Linked DNA regions of Homo sapiens: region 2 is linked to region 1. The links are chromatin contacts, found by Hi-C or POLR2A ChIA-PET in ENCODE. All regions are on one chromosome and are shown on one strand. Each heading gives the region's core, a stretch centred on a gene start or an enhancer-like site at or near the end of the contact. The rest is flanking DNA. Distances are from core to core; before and after follow the strand shown. Region 1 has its middle 270 kb from the start of LINC02914. Region 2 holds the start of LOC105370656 (a long non-coding RNA gene).

Region 1 (6,570 bases), core at 2,368-4,867:
TTGGACTTTCCAGCCTCTAGAAGTGTTTGAAATACATTTCTTTTCTTTATAAATTACCTAGTCTCAGGTATATTCTTACAGCAGCACAAAACAGACTAAGACTGAGGGCAAAGGAGGATGGAGAACTGTAAGCAGAGTACACAGAATGTATGACTGTCTAGAGGCCCATCGGAATAACAAAGTATGGGTGTGCAGGAGTGGGAGAGTGCACTAAAGAGGGAGGTGTTTAGATTTTTGTCTCAAGAGCAATAAGGAGCTAGGGAGAGATTTTAAGAGAGGATAAATATGATTGTAAATGCAAGGGAATGGGCACATTGTTCCAATATGGTATTTCCTCCTGGTGATGGGAACTAAATTCATATTTATATGTTCCATCTTATGAGTAAGTACCTACACATAGCTAGGGACTATAATAAAATAAGACGCAGTCCACTGCAGTTACTGATGGAAACTCAAAGGAGGGGAAAGTGATCACTAATCTCCTTCCAATTGGTGATCCAAAGAGGAATGTTTCCTATCTGTATGACCATTGTATCTGACAATAGAACTAGGTTATTTTGCTGAGATCAGGGTTCCCTCTGACCACAGTGATCTCTCAAATCCTCTGATCAGACTTCTCTGCTATAATAAGGTGACAGGCAAAGGTGACATAATGAAAATTAGATAACATTAATTTAATGCTTACTATTTGCCAATGTTTATCATCATTAACATTGATTATCATATTAAATCTTTACAACTACCTTCTAAGAGAGGTACTTGTTTTCATCAGTTCAGGCTGCTGTAACAGAATACCATAAACTGGGTGGCTTATAAAAACACACATCAATTTCCCACAGTTCTGGAGACTGGAGAGTCCAAGATCGAGGTGCTGGCAGATTCACTGTCTAGTGAATGTTTCTTTTCTGTTTCATAGATGGAACCTTCTCCCTGTTTTCTCACATGGCAGAAGGGGCAAATGAGCTCTCTAGGGTCTCTTTTATAAGGCCACTAATCCCATTTTCAAGGTTCCACCCTTGCAAAGACCTCCACCTCCTAATGCCATCACATTAGGGGTTAGGATTTCAACATACAAATTTTAGAGAAATGTAAATGTTTAGTTTATAGCAGTATTCTTATTATTCTCCCATTTTACACATAGAAAGCTGAAGCTCAAAATAAGCAAGTTGTCAAGAACTGTGAAACAGCTAACAAGTGAGCCTGTCGCAGTTTCATGGATGCTGGCGGAAGACACAAGCTTCCTGGGTCAGAGATACAGAACAGTTTTTTAATCACAGTTATAGAAGTAGCCAGAGCATCAGTATTTCTTGCACCTTCCCCATAAGCTCCAATTCTCACAGGATGACACAAAGAGAGCCAAGTGACACCTTCATATGCAATTCCCCGTATTACAAGAGAGGATCTCTGAGCTTAGGAAACCCAAATGTTTTATAATTAACAGTAAGGCTGCTAGCTCTTTCCTCTAGAGGGAAACACTATCCTATAAACAACTTTAGACAGATAGACCTGAACAAGGAGCAGTCAGTGCCTTATTCATAAGATGTGCAGAAACACAAGAAACACATAACCTTTTCCAATATAAGGCATGTATCTAAGGTCATGAATGGCAAGATTGGACCCAAATTGGGATACTGTAGAGCCCACATGCTAACCACCAGGCTCTGCTTTCTCCCAAGCTCTCAGGGCACCTGAAAGATGAGGGTGGCTAAGAGAGGACTCATGCAAAGTCAGCGGCTCTCTGGGGCCATTGGTGTCTTGGGCTATGCATCTAACCTGCCTCTCATTACCCCAGGGGCAGAGGGTCTGCTGCAATTAGCAGGCCAGAGACAGGAGTTTGGGAGTGAACTGGGCTATGAAGGAATAGAAATTGAGACCCAGAAGAACGATGGCAAGGCATGGTGACAGGGAGCAGAGAGTGGGAGTGAAGACAGGGCTGGGAAACCCTTCTGCTGGAGTCCTTCCCCTACATCTCAGTCCGAGCTGCATGGCTTGTGGAAGGCCCCTGGGTTTGAAGGGTCAGGTCTGAGAAGACCACTGTGAAATACAGGTGAAATACAGCTGATTAAAGGTGAAAGACCTGTCAGGCAAAGAGCATCATAGGATCTGCAGGTTTGGGAACTGAGGGCACAGCCTGACCCTGGCTGTCCATTCCTTCAATGGGTGAAATCTCGGCTCTGGTGACACTGGGTGTGGGTACAGCTCAGGAGGACCTTTCAATGGCTGGGGCTCAGTGTTTAACAAAGTTCTAATCTAGGTTAGGGCTCAATGCTGAGGGCTCTTTGGAGTAAAATCATCTCTTTATTAATGAGATCCAACCCTATCTCTCTGATAGAAATGATGGGAAAAGGTGCCCCTTTGGTGCTATTCAAATGAAAGAGTGAGAACAGTGGGTGTTTTTAAAACTCTCTCCCTATCATAGGAGGATGGAGCTCATTAGTGAGGGGAATGATTTTGCTGGGGAAAGGCTGTTACAATAAGAAAACATAACCTACTCAAGATGAGCCAGATCCAAGTCAATTAGGCTGGGAAAAAGATGGTAGGGAGAGGGAGAGAGAGAGAGAGAGTGAGCTTCAAAAATACCACCTCTTTCCTTCCATTCATTTGAATAACAGCAAGGGGACACTTTAGTTTTTTAATCATTTTTTTAGTTGAATCACTCTGGATCTCATTAATATAGAAATGATTTCACTTAAAAGACCTGGTGTTAAATTCCTGTTCAACTGAGATTAACCAAATCAAACATGATTTGACCAAAAAAGAAAAGTCTAAAGTATTCTATCTATTGCTAATACATTACAATCTGACTTTAAACTTATAAAAAGGATACACATGATATTTTTCATTCAGCTCCTTTTGATGTATCTGGAATACATTTTCCTAGGTAAACTGGTATTGAAATTCACAATGAAATGTGGTTAGCCACTTGAAGTTACTGAAAAAGAAGGGATTCAAATAATTTACATATGTGTGAGAAGGGGATCTGGCACATAATGTAAACCATAGAGGAAGAATATCTTCCACTGGGGACATATTTTCCTGGACTATTCCAGGAATCTTCATTTCATTAACCTTGCCGGGCCACAATTACTTTATGCTGTCAGGTGAATACTCTGAATCTGAAAGTGGCTCAACCTCAGCACTATTGACATTTGGGGCCCAAATGCATGGAACCCTTTGCTGTGGGGCCTGTCCTGGGCATTACAGGATGTTTAGCAGTATCCCCGACCTCCACCCATTAGGTGCTAGTAGCAGCACCCACCCAATGTGACAACCAAAAATGTCTCCAGACTGCAAAATATCCTCAGGATTGGGGGCAAAACTGCTTCCCCACCCCCGGGGACATCACCCCCCGCCCCACCTCATTGATAACCATGCTTTGAAGGTCATCTTGGCAAGGAAGCTAGAAGCTAAAGGAAGCACAGTGCATAGAACAATACATGTGCCTGGGTGCAACTGATGGTCCTAACTTTGTTCCAGAAGTTCCTCTGGAGAACCTTGACTTGCCTCCTTGCCTCCAACCTGCATGCTGCTCTAGTTTGCTTTCTACTCTCCCTCCATGGTAATTTTACTAAAGGGCTCTTTTCACCTCACCTTTGCTGGGTACCTCTGGGCAGGAAGTGGGGGTGGCATTCTGAGGTCACTCACTCTCTGAAAAACAACCAGGTGTGGCAAAGAACAGAGCCTTTAAAAACAGCCATGGCAGAGTTGGAGTCTCGGCTCTTTCATTTCCTAGATAGAAAGTCTTAGACGAATGCTTAACCTGCTTGAGAGTAAATAAAGCTGTTACCACAGATATACCCAAGGCAAAGAGACAGAGAGAAAGAAGAGAAGTAGTCTAGCTTCTCCCTTCCACCTGCTGCCAGGTTGCTTGCCCAGGGCTGTCAATGGCCACATTCAGGTGGAAAGCAGCTGACCAGTGTAAAACCTGGAGAAGAACCAGCAAAAGTCAACCCTCCCAGAGAGAGAGCTCAATGAGGCCCAAGCGAGGACTGGGTCTGAACACAAAGTGGGCCTAGAACCAGTGCCAACATCCAACAACAGGGATATGTGCTCGTTTTACAATTTTGTCTTTTTATAGTGGTTTCCCTGACTCTTCTGAGTTATGAACTGCTGTTGATAGTTGAGTCCAATACACCATCAGGAACAAACCATGGTAGTCACAGCATTATTAGTTACTGGATGTTCTGAGCCAACTAGAACCAGAACCAGATTCAAGAGAGCCTTGGACACATCCTCGTATGATTCCACTGGAAGAGCTTCCTGGGATGGAGAAGGGACCCTGCTGACATAAGGCTCTAAGGCAGGGATGGGCAAACTTTCTCTGTACAGGGCTAGCTAGAAATACAAGGCTCTGCCAGCCATACTATAGCTGCTGCAACTACTCAGTTCTACTGTTGTAACGCAAAAGTAGCTGTAGACAGTACCCAACCAAATGGATGTAGTTCTGTTCCAATAAAACTTTATTTACAAAAACAATGGGCTGGACTTGGCCCGATGGATGTAGTATGGCCATCCCTGCTCTGTGGGGCTAAACAATGTAGTCCTACGGCTCCAAAGATAGCAGCTTAATTGGATTGTCTTGCTTGCATGAAATCACTTATTTGGAGCCATTATTTAAGGGAAGGTAAGTTCCAGTTTATAAAATACTTTTTGTTCAATGGTTTATGTTTAGTGTAAATGTAGAGTTATATTATTCACAGTTAAAAATACAGCACTGATCAGGAGATTATTAAAAATGATTTAAATGGAGAGACAGACCTAATTGCACAGGAAAAAAAATAATTTTCCACAGGGTATATACTTCTTCTCTTGTAGAAAAGCACGCCAGTTTCCTTGGCAAATTCACAGCCCGGCACTCCGACGTTCTTAGCATTCATGCACGCTACCAATGGATTTACAATTGCAAATCAGCCCTGTATGGGAGCTGGTGATATGTTAGACTGTGTTTATTACATCTCTTGTGTGCCTGTACATTCGTGTGATGCTCACTCTTTCTCCTCCCAGAACAATTAGCAATGGGTCGACCTCCTATTGTTGTATTAGCGTAGGGTCTGTAATGTGGGAAGGAACTGGGCTTCTTCTCACTCTCCCTCCACAGTATCCCCTGTCTTTCCAGCTAGCAAGCAGCTTTCTCTCACAGGAACACAAGAAGAGCAGCTTTCTTTTAGATCTGTCTCCACCTAGGATGTTTAAGGAGCTCTAAATCAGTGCACCATGCACCAGCTGGTCTGAGAAGGTACACGGAATCCACAGCCATGTTCCCATCTCTGCTTGCATAATGCCTGTCCTGCAGCTCCTCCCACACCCCTGCCAGCAATCAGCATTCAATTCCCTTTATCTCCTGTCCTCTGGGGCCCATCTCAGCTTTCCCTTTAAAGATTCAAGTTGGGTTGGCTGCCCTGACTTTGCCTTATTCAGGATGAGCGATACAGCTTGGAGGGTGGGGTGTGGGTTTTGGTCTCAGACAGATCCAGTTTCCAATCCCAGCTCACTGTGTGACTTTAGGCAAAATACGCTACCTCAGTTTCCTCATTAGTAAAATGGGAGTAATGACACCTGTTATAAGCTGAATTGTGCCCCTGCCTCTCAATTCATATGTTGAAGAAGATGACCTTAGAGTGTGCCTGTATTTGTAGATAGGGCCTTAAAGATGTAATTAGGTTAGAATGAGGTCCTCAGAGTGGGCCCTAGGTCAACCTCACTTGAAGACATGTGAGGACATGAAGACTTGAAAACCATGTGAAGACACAGACAAAAACACAGCCATCTACCACCCAAGGAGAGAGACCTCAGAAAAAAATCAACCTTGCTGACACCTTAATCTTGAACATTTAGACTTTGGAGCTACAAGAAAATCAATTTCCATTGTGTAAACCCCCCAGTCTGCTGTACCTTGTTATGAAGGTACCCTTATTATGAAGGTTCCCAATAAGATTCAGTTTCTAGGATCTTATTGGGTAGTTGTTGCCCACAAGCTCAAGATGTTTCCTGTTTCTCAGGAATTTTTCCCCCAGTTGTGACCACTTACCTTATAATGCCTGAGGAGCCCACCTGACAATCACAAGACAGTCATCTGGGAATCATCTGATCTTCTTCGGGGCCCTTTCTTGTCCTGCTCTTATCTGCCAATCTACCTATTATAACAGTGGGAAGCAGGACCAAGCATGGTAACTTTCACTCGTGTCCATGTGAAGAGACCACCAAACAGGCTTTGTGTGAGCAACAAGGCTGTTTATTTCACCTGGGTGCAGGCGGGCTGAGTCTGAAAAGAGAGTCAGCAAAGGGAGATAGGGGTGGGGCCATTTTATAGGATTTGGGTAGGTAAAGGAAAATTACAGTCAAAGGGGGTTGTTCTCTGGCGGGCAAGGGTGGGGGGGTCACAAGGTGCTCAGCGGGGGAGCTTTTGAGTCAGGATGAGCCAGGAGAAGGAATTTCACAAGGTAATGTCATCAGTTAAGGCAGGAACAGGTCATTTTCACTTCTTTTGTGGTGGAATGTCATCAGTTAAGGCAGGAACCAGCCATCTGGATGTGTATGTGCAGGTCACAGGAGATATGATGGCTTAGCTTG
Region 2 (6,570 bases), core at 1,479-3,978, 230 kb before region 1:
CCTGCCAGAGGGGGCAGCCAGTGTCAAGCAGTAGGGGTGAGAACTAGCAGGAACCTGGGCTTCCCTTGAGTAGGAAAGGACATTTGGGATTGATTTGAACAGGATGCATTATAAAGCCTGGGTTTGCATAGGAGAAAGGCTCATAAGAAGCAATGGAGTGCATAAAGCAAAGAAAGGAGAGAGGGAGGGGCAGAGGGGAGAAAGGGAAAGAGAGAGAGGGACGGAGGGAGGGAAGGGAAAGAAGGGAAGAGAGAGAAGAGGGGCAGAGGGGAGAAAGGGAAAGAGAGAGAGGGATGGAGGGAGGGAAGGGAAAGAAGGGAGAGAGGGGGAGGGGAGGAGAGAAGAGGAAAGATCCCTCATTTCTACTGTAACTTGCTGGCTTGAATTCATTTAGAGAATGGGAGGAAAGGGTCCATGATCAAAAGGAAGAAGAGAGTGGATTGGGTCCAGCAGCATGTAGACAGTCTCCCAAATCTACTTCCTCCTTTGCTCACGTTTGCCTGTGTGTATGCACTTATGCATCTGTGTGTGTGTGAGAGTGTGTCCCTGTGTATCTGCACATGTGTGTGAAGAGACTTATTGGTCATCCTGGACCCATGTCCATGGGTCCCTTAGCCCTGCAGGTCTGCTTTCAGCAGCAGCTGGAAGGTGAATTCAGTGTCACCACCCAGTGACTAGACAGACAGCCTTGTCCTCTTTGTGGACTTGAAGAAACAAAATTACCCCCAAAGTTTCACTTCTCTTGCTTGCTTTGCCATCAAGGTGGACTTTGGTGCTCCCCTTTCAGCTTTCAGAAAATGTGTGAGGCTCATGTGCTTTGGGGCTGCCCCTGGGTAAGAGGACATCAAGGCCATTCCAAATCAGATCTCCTGAAAGCTGGAAACTCCCTTCCCAGCTACAATTTCCTTTGGTGTATATGAAGAAGCAGGGGCTGGTGCACCCATCTGAGCCCTGTCCCATGTCACAAAGCATTTCTCAAATGCTCTGAGTTCAATAAAGCCCCAAAGTGCATTGTGCCAAGTCCTCTGTCCGATCCCTTGATTTTAAAAGTCATGCATATTTTGATTGAAATTTAATCCACATGTTCCTGATTTATTTACAATCAAATCATCGAAATATTATTTTAAGGGCTGTTTGATGTCTAGGAAACCTTTTGAGGTCTTTTTAATATGATTTTAGAAGCCTCTTTCCTTAGAAGCCGGAAACTTTGCTTTGCTACTTGTAAATAAACCCAGTGGAGATGAGTGACTTAAGTCTAGAAATGTCATGGCATTTGACAGGGGTTTGAAAACAGTAGAAGTCCTTTTTGCACCCAATAAGAGCTGCATTCAGATTTGCAGAACTTGCCTTCGCAATGTTCCCAGTAGCCCTTCGTCGAGGCATTCAAAGGCTACCATTTGTCCTAAATGTTTCATCACAATCCCCTTGTTTTCCAATGGGAAGGTCAGGCACTGACCTTTAGTGGGTACCCTGGGTACTGCGTTTGATGCCTCAAAGACAGGACCTCCTCTCATTTCTCCTGACAGCTTCCATGCCATGAATATCAGGATTTGCTTTCACCAATGGGGGGTGGGATATCCAAGAGGTTAAGTGACCTGTCTGCTGGTAGTCTTCTGAAAATATGGGATTGAGACTCAGGTTGGTCAGACACCCAGGGCACTCCACCCACATCACCAGGCCAACTCTCCACGTTCAGTAATAGAAAACAATACATAAGTATTGGAATGTTTCTTGCATTTGTTTTGAGCTTTGCACATGTGCAAATATCTTAAACAATCATTGTGGGCATTGCCAGGGAGAAATGTACAGGAAGATCACACAGCAGCGTCCTGCCAAGGTGGTGATGCTTATGTTAAAGCTGTGAGCTAAAATGATCAATTATTTCATTATTTTATTGGATTTTCCTGACACATTGTTAAGAAGGTGAGGCAAGAATTATTAATCTTACTTTAAATATAGAGAAACTGAACTAATAAATCAAGAGCAAAGAAGCCAAGGACTTCTCTTCATATTAGCAGAGGTCAGAAAGGAGCTAGTCCGTCAGCCTGAAGGGTTGCACCTTCGACATGGGCGTCTGGCAGCACATTGTGAAACTGTGCTCTCTAATTTGTTAGCTACTAGCCACATGTGGTTACTTACATTCAAAGTAATTCAAATAAATAAAGTTAAAAATCCCATTCCTCAGTCATACCCACTATACCTCAGGTTCACAATAGCCTCCTGGGGCAGGTGGCTGCCATCTTGGACAGCCCAGAAAGGGAATGTTTCCATCACTGCTGAAGGCCTTGCTGGACAGTGCACATCTGAAGACTCTGCACCCAGACCACCAACTTGGGGCATTTTAAATTAGTCACGTGGTCCGCCCCATCTCTCTTTTCCTTTCCATCCTTCAACAAGCTGCTATCCTCACTACCATCTGGGGTCCCTGTGACCTCCCTGTCTGTCCCCTTCTAATGCCTGGCCCAGGGGCAACCAGTGTTTAAACAGTTGCTGGAAGGCCTGGAAGGGCCTTGGCTCCTGGCAGCTCCAAGACTCTCAGTGGAGCAGTGCAGCTGCCTGCTCTGCCCTGCTGTGTTTCAACTAATCATCCACAGTGTGGAAGAAGGGGGCTCCAGGGGGAGGAGGAAGGAGACTTCTGGAAGGTGAGGCACAGCAGGGTGATGAAGAGCTGCCAGGGAGCCAGACATCTGTGCCCAGACAGAGTTTCACCGATACGATCTTTGTTACTATCCTTGTGAGAGATAAACAACTTGCAGGAGCAGCGTGCAGGGAGGAAGTGCCCTGCTGAGAAAGTGGTGTGCAGAGGCCAGACACTCAGCCCCTGCGGTCAGGCCCAGGGCGAGGAAGGCGGGGGAGGGGAGGAGGCAGCCCGGGCCCCCCGCACAGGTGACAGGAGTCACGGCGCCCACCACAGATGTCACCCAAGAGAGACGTGTGAGCCTTGGCACATGAGGTAGTAGAGGTTCTGTGAGAAAGAGGGGACAAAAAAACGGCAGAAGAAAAGTGGGGCTGAGCAGGTTGAGCTTTGTCCTGCATATCGAGGCTAAGGATTGGGATTTATAACCTGAATCTGCCACTTACCCGGCTACTCTGCAGTTGGGTAACTTCTCTAAGACTCAGTTTTACCATCCAAAAAAATGGGAGGTCTGTTTTCAAGATACATTGTCACAGTGTGCCAAGGTTTCTCCTTGAGCAGAATCAGTAAGTTGTTCTTCCATGAATCAGAGTTCAGATGGAGGATGGATGGATGGATGGATGAATGGATGGATGGATGGATGGATGGATGGATAGAAATTCTATTAAAGCATTTTGTTTTGTACAATGGATAGATGCATGCCTTTCTTTCCCAAAAGACTAGGAGCTATTCCAAGAAAAGGGATGGGTCTAATTCATTTGTAAATCTTCATGTGTAGCGCAATTCCAGATACACCTGCTCAGAAAAAAAAAAAAAATGAAAGGAAGAAAAAAAGGGAGGATAACAGAAAAGGAGGAAGAGGATGCAATGGGAACATATGTTAAACCTCAAATTCATTTATATATGAGGCACTGTCACTAAGATTTTTTCTGTGTGGATTAACTTTGGAGTATGGTGATACCTTCAGATCTGAGTTTGGGTTTAGAGTAAGATTGCAAATAAAAATATAGGATGCCCAGTTAAATTAGAATTTTAGAAGACCAACAAATATTTTTTTCTCAGTATGCATACACAATATTTAGGTCACATTTGTACTCAAAAATATCTTGCTCATTTGAAATTCAAATGTAACTGGATGACTTGTGTTTTATATGGTAACCATAGTTTTTGGAGGAAGAAAAAAAAAATAACAGGCCTTTGGACTTGTCATTAACCTACACGTGTTTGAGCACATTTCACCAACGAGCTCCTCAGTGAGATTTGGGGTAAAAGCCTAGTTAACAATAAGGGCACACTCTGCTTCCTGTTTTCTATGTTCCTTGTACAGATATCTTCCCCCAGGACAACACAATCACTTAGTCGAATACATATAATAGAAGCCTAAGTATAGCCAGTGATTTCTAACACTGGTGACTTGGAACTTTTGGAGGGATTTGGAAGTTTCAATGTGAATGGGAATGTCAGAGTGAAATGAAATATTCTAAGTGAATGAGAATGTTTAGCGTGAATTAGAATGGGCAGAATAAATTGAACACCAAACATTCAGCAAATGATCCAAGTCTCAGCCAACCCTGGTTTAATCTTCATTTGTGCTCCCACCTAAGGGCAAAAGTGACCCAACAGAATTATCTGAAACCCAGTAGAGGGTTCTGAAACCGTTAGTTTTTTATTTATTTCCAGCATGGCTTCACCAATTCATCCTTTGTCATGCATCAACACTTCGTAATACTATTTCTTCTTCTCTTAGGTCTTAATTACCATCCCCATTTCTCTATCACGTTCCCATGCTCATAAAACCAATTATTTCTGAGTTGGTCTTTTCTTTCTATTATTACCTACTGAACACCTCCCTTTCCGCACTAAGTCCTATTGTTGACAATAATTTGGTCAATCTAAATACACCATTTATTTCTGCCTTTTATTCTATGTTTCTTCTCCAAGTTCCCGAACATGAGGAGAAGTTTATTAGAGAATTCCTCCAACATAAGAAATAATTAAAGATGTGTTTTTCTTTTGAAGAATTAGGAACACTAAAAGGCATGCATTTTTAACATTACAACTTATTGGTGTGGATGTATTCTTATTCTCTACCTACTCCCTTATGTTATAACACTTTTTCTGGGAATATTTGATCCCATAAAGCCCTTTTTTCAAGCCATCTCTCCTTCCCATTCTGAAATGATCTCTCTGGAGAGTGGCAGTGATGATACAATAGGTTGGAGTTACTATTATTAAAAATTACTACTTTCCTTCACTATGTTTCTTTCGTTACCCAGTGGGATTTTGATTCCAGACATTCTCCTTGCTTGACATCCACTGGGGAAGTGATGAAACCATTCATTATTTAAAAGTTTGGAAGCCACAAGTATTACTGTATCTAACCAGATTGGATTGACTTTTTAGCTCTTTTGATTAATAATTCATAAACCTGAGGATATGTGAATTGGGTGAGCACTAACCTGCTAACAAAAGAAGAGTAGGAGATGAATGTTAACATGGCTCCTGTGTTACTTAACACTTCGGACCAACAAAACAAACCCATGTGTCATGGAACCTGTTTCATACTTTCAATCCCCAATCAATATTTCATGATTAATGGGCCCATATGTTCACGCAGGTCCCCTGCAGTACAAAATTTGCACTTGCCTCTCCCATGTGATGGTGTACAAAATGCCTTCTCCAAAAAGAAAGGATTTTGCTTCCTCTAATGAGAGCTTATGTTCAATTCACTTTCCAGATTGTCTGATTGTTTTGTTTTTAATTTTTCCTTCTTGGGTTTCATTGTAAGGTGGAAATCCTCATTGTACCCAGTAAGTGCTCGGACATCAGATCAACCAATTGAAAGTTTCTACAAATGATAGCACTTGTAAGAGAGGTTCATGTAATTTGCAAATGACACATGATATGTTTGAAACCTGGTTAATATTATGCACCATAAAAACTATTTCAATTGGCATCTGAGGACCTGGGGTTGTGCTCTGTCTGTCACTGACAAGGTGTGTGACCTAATCCAAGCAACTGCTTTATCTCTCTGGGCTTCATTTTATTTTGCATGGTGACTAAAGTCACCCTTTTAGCATTGCTGTGAAGAATGGAGTAAGATTATGTGAAGCACCTACACAGTATCTGGTTTATGGCCATACCCTCCTCATTTATTACTTTAATGTGTGTGGAATGTTAAATGTTATTAATGTGATTAAATATTAAATATTATTAATGTTATTTAAGTTATTTTATTAGTCAATAAAACAATATTAAGTCACATGGTTGTGATGTACAGTGTATTAAAAGCACTTTATAAACTATAATATGTTGAAGCAACCGTAAGGGATCACCATGAGGTATTATCTAGCATTTAAAGTGGTAGTTATGCTTTCGTTTTGACGTTGAAGTGATCTAAATATTTTCTTTCTATGAAAGTGTATCAGAAGAAGAGGATTAGCTTATTAATTAATAAACCACAGGGCATTTAAAAAATAGAGCAAAGGAGAATGTATTCCACCGGTTTTCTCAGAAAACTCCCAACTTCTGATTATTTGGGGTCAATTTCAGTTTACACCTGGGAAGATTTCACTATCAAAGCTGCTACTTAGGAGTACCTGATGAATAACCAAAGATTTCACAGATTTAAAATCAGCAAACAAAATGCAATCAACAACCTGTAAGATATCCTGATGCATTAGGACTCACAGCAGAGCACTTCCTTCAGAAGACCTCTGGTTTCTGACTCCAGGAATCCTCCTTCTGCTCCACAGCCACTCCAAGGTATTGTGAGAAGTAGGATTGGATACTGGCTTTTCTTTGAGGAACACACTACAAGAAGACAGGCTTGGTCTAGAATTTACCATAATTTTTTACAAGTGCGTAAACAAGTCTGAGAATATTCAACTCGGACTTTTCCTTGTCTATCAATCCTAAAAAAAGAATAATTTACT

The links. Hi-C counts contacts between places; a loop is a spot of excess contacts on that map. ChIA-PET counts read pairs that join two places held with the same protein, here RNA polymerase II (POLR2A). Pooled maps may share reads with other maps.
Region 2: a map of CD8-positive, alpha-beta T cell shows a loop between it and region 1 (2.0-fold over the local background). The contact joins two enhancer-like sites. A Hi-C loop is called at or near these places in 3 of 168 maps with a recorded cell type or tissue (CD4-positive, alpha-beta T cell, CD8-positive, alpha-beta T cell and naive thymus-derived CD4-positive, alpha-beta T cell) and 2 of 50 pooled maps. POLR2A ChIA-PET finds 5 or more read pairs at or near these places in 1 of 52 experiments (CD4-positive, alpha-beta T cell).

The regions. Positions count from the first base shown.
Region 1 is chr14:98,440,619-98,447,188 of GRCh38, forward strand. No RefSeq gene overlaps it. Among named protein-coding and RNA genes, the nearest start is that of LINC02914, 270 kb to the right of the region's middle. RefSeq lists an enhancer at 5,045-5,546. Within about 2 kb of position 3,618, at least 2 of the 41 ENCODE cell types and tissues checked have a DNase peak (open chromatin) inside an H3K27ac peak, as active enhancers do; they include CD4-positive, alpha-beta T cell and CD8-positive, alpha-beta T cell, where a contact is called at or near this core.
Region 2 is chr14:98,207,688-98,214,257 of GRCh38, forward strand. It overlaps LOC105370656 (a long non-coding RNA gene), which reads left to right and starts at 6,304. Exons shown (of 3, transcript XR_944195.3): 1 at 6,304-6,400. Within about 2 kb of position 2,729, at least 3 of the 41 ENCODE cell types and tissues checked have a DNase peak (open chromatin) inside an H3K27ac peak, as active enhancers do; they include CD4-positive, alpha-beta T cell and CD8-positive, alpha-beta T cell, where a contact is called at or near this core.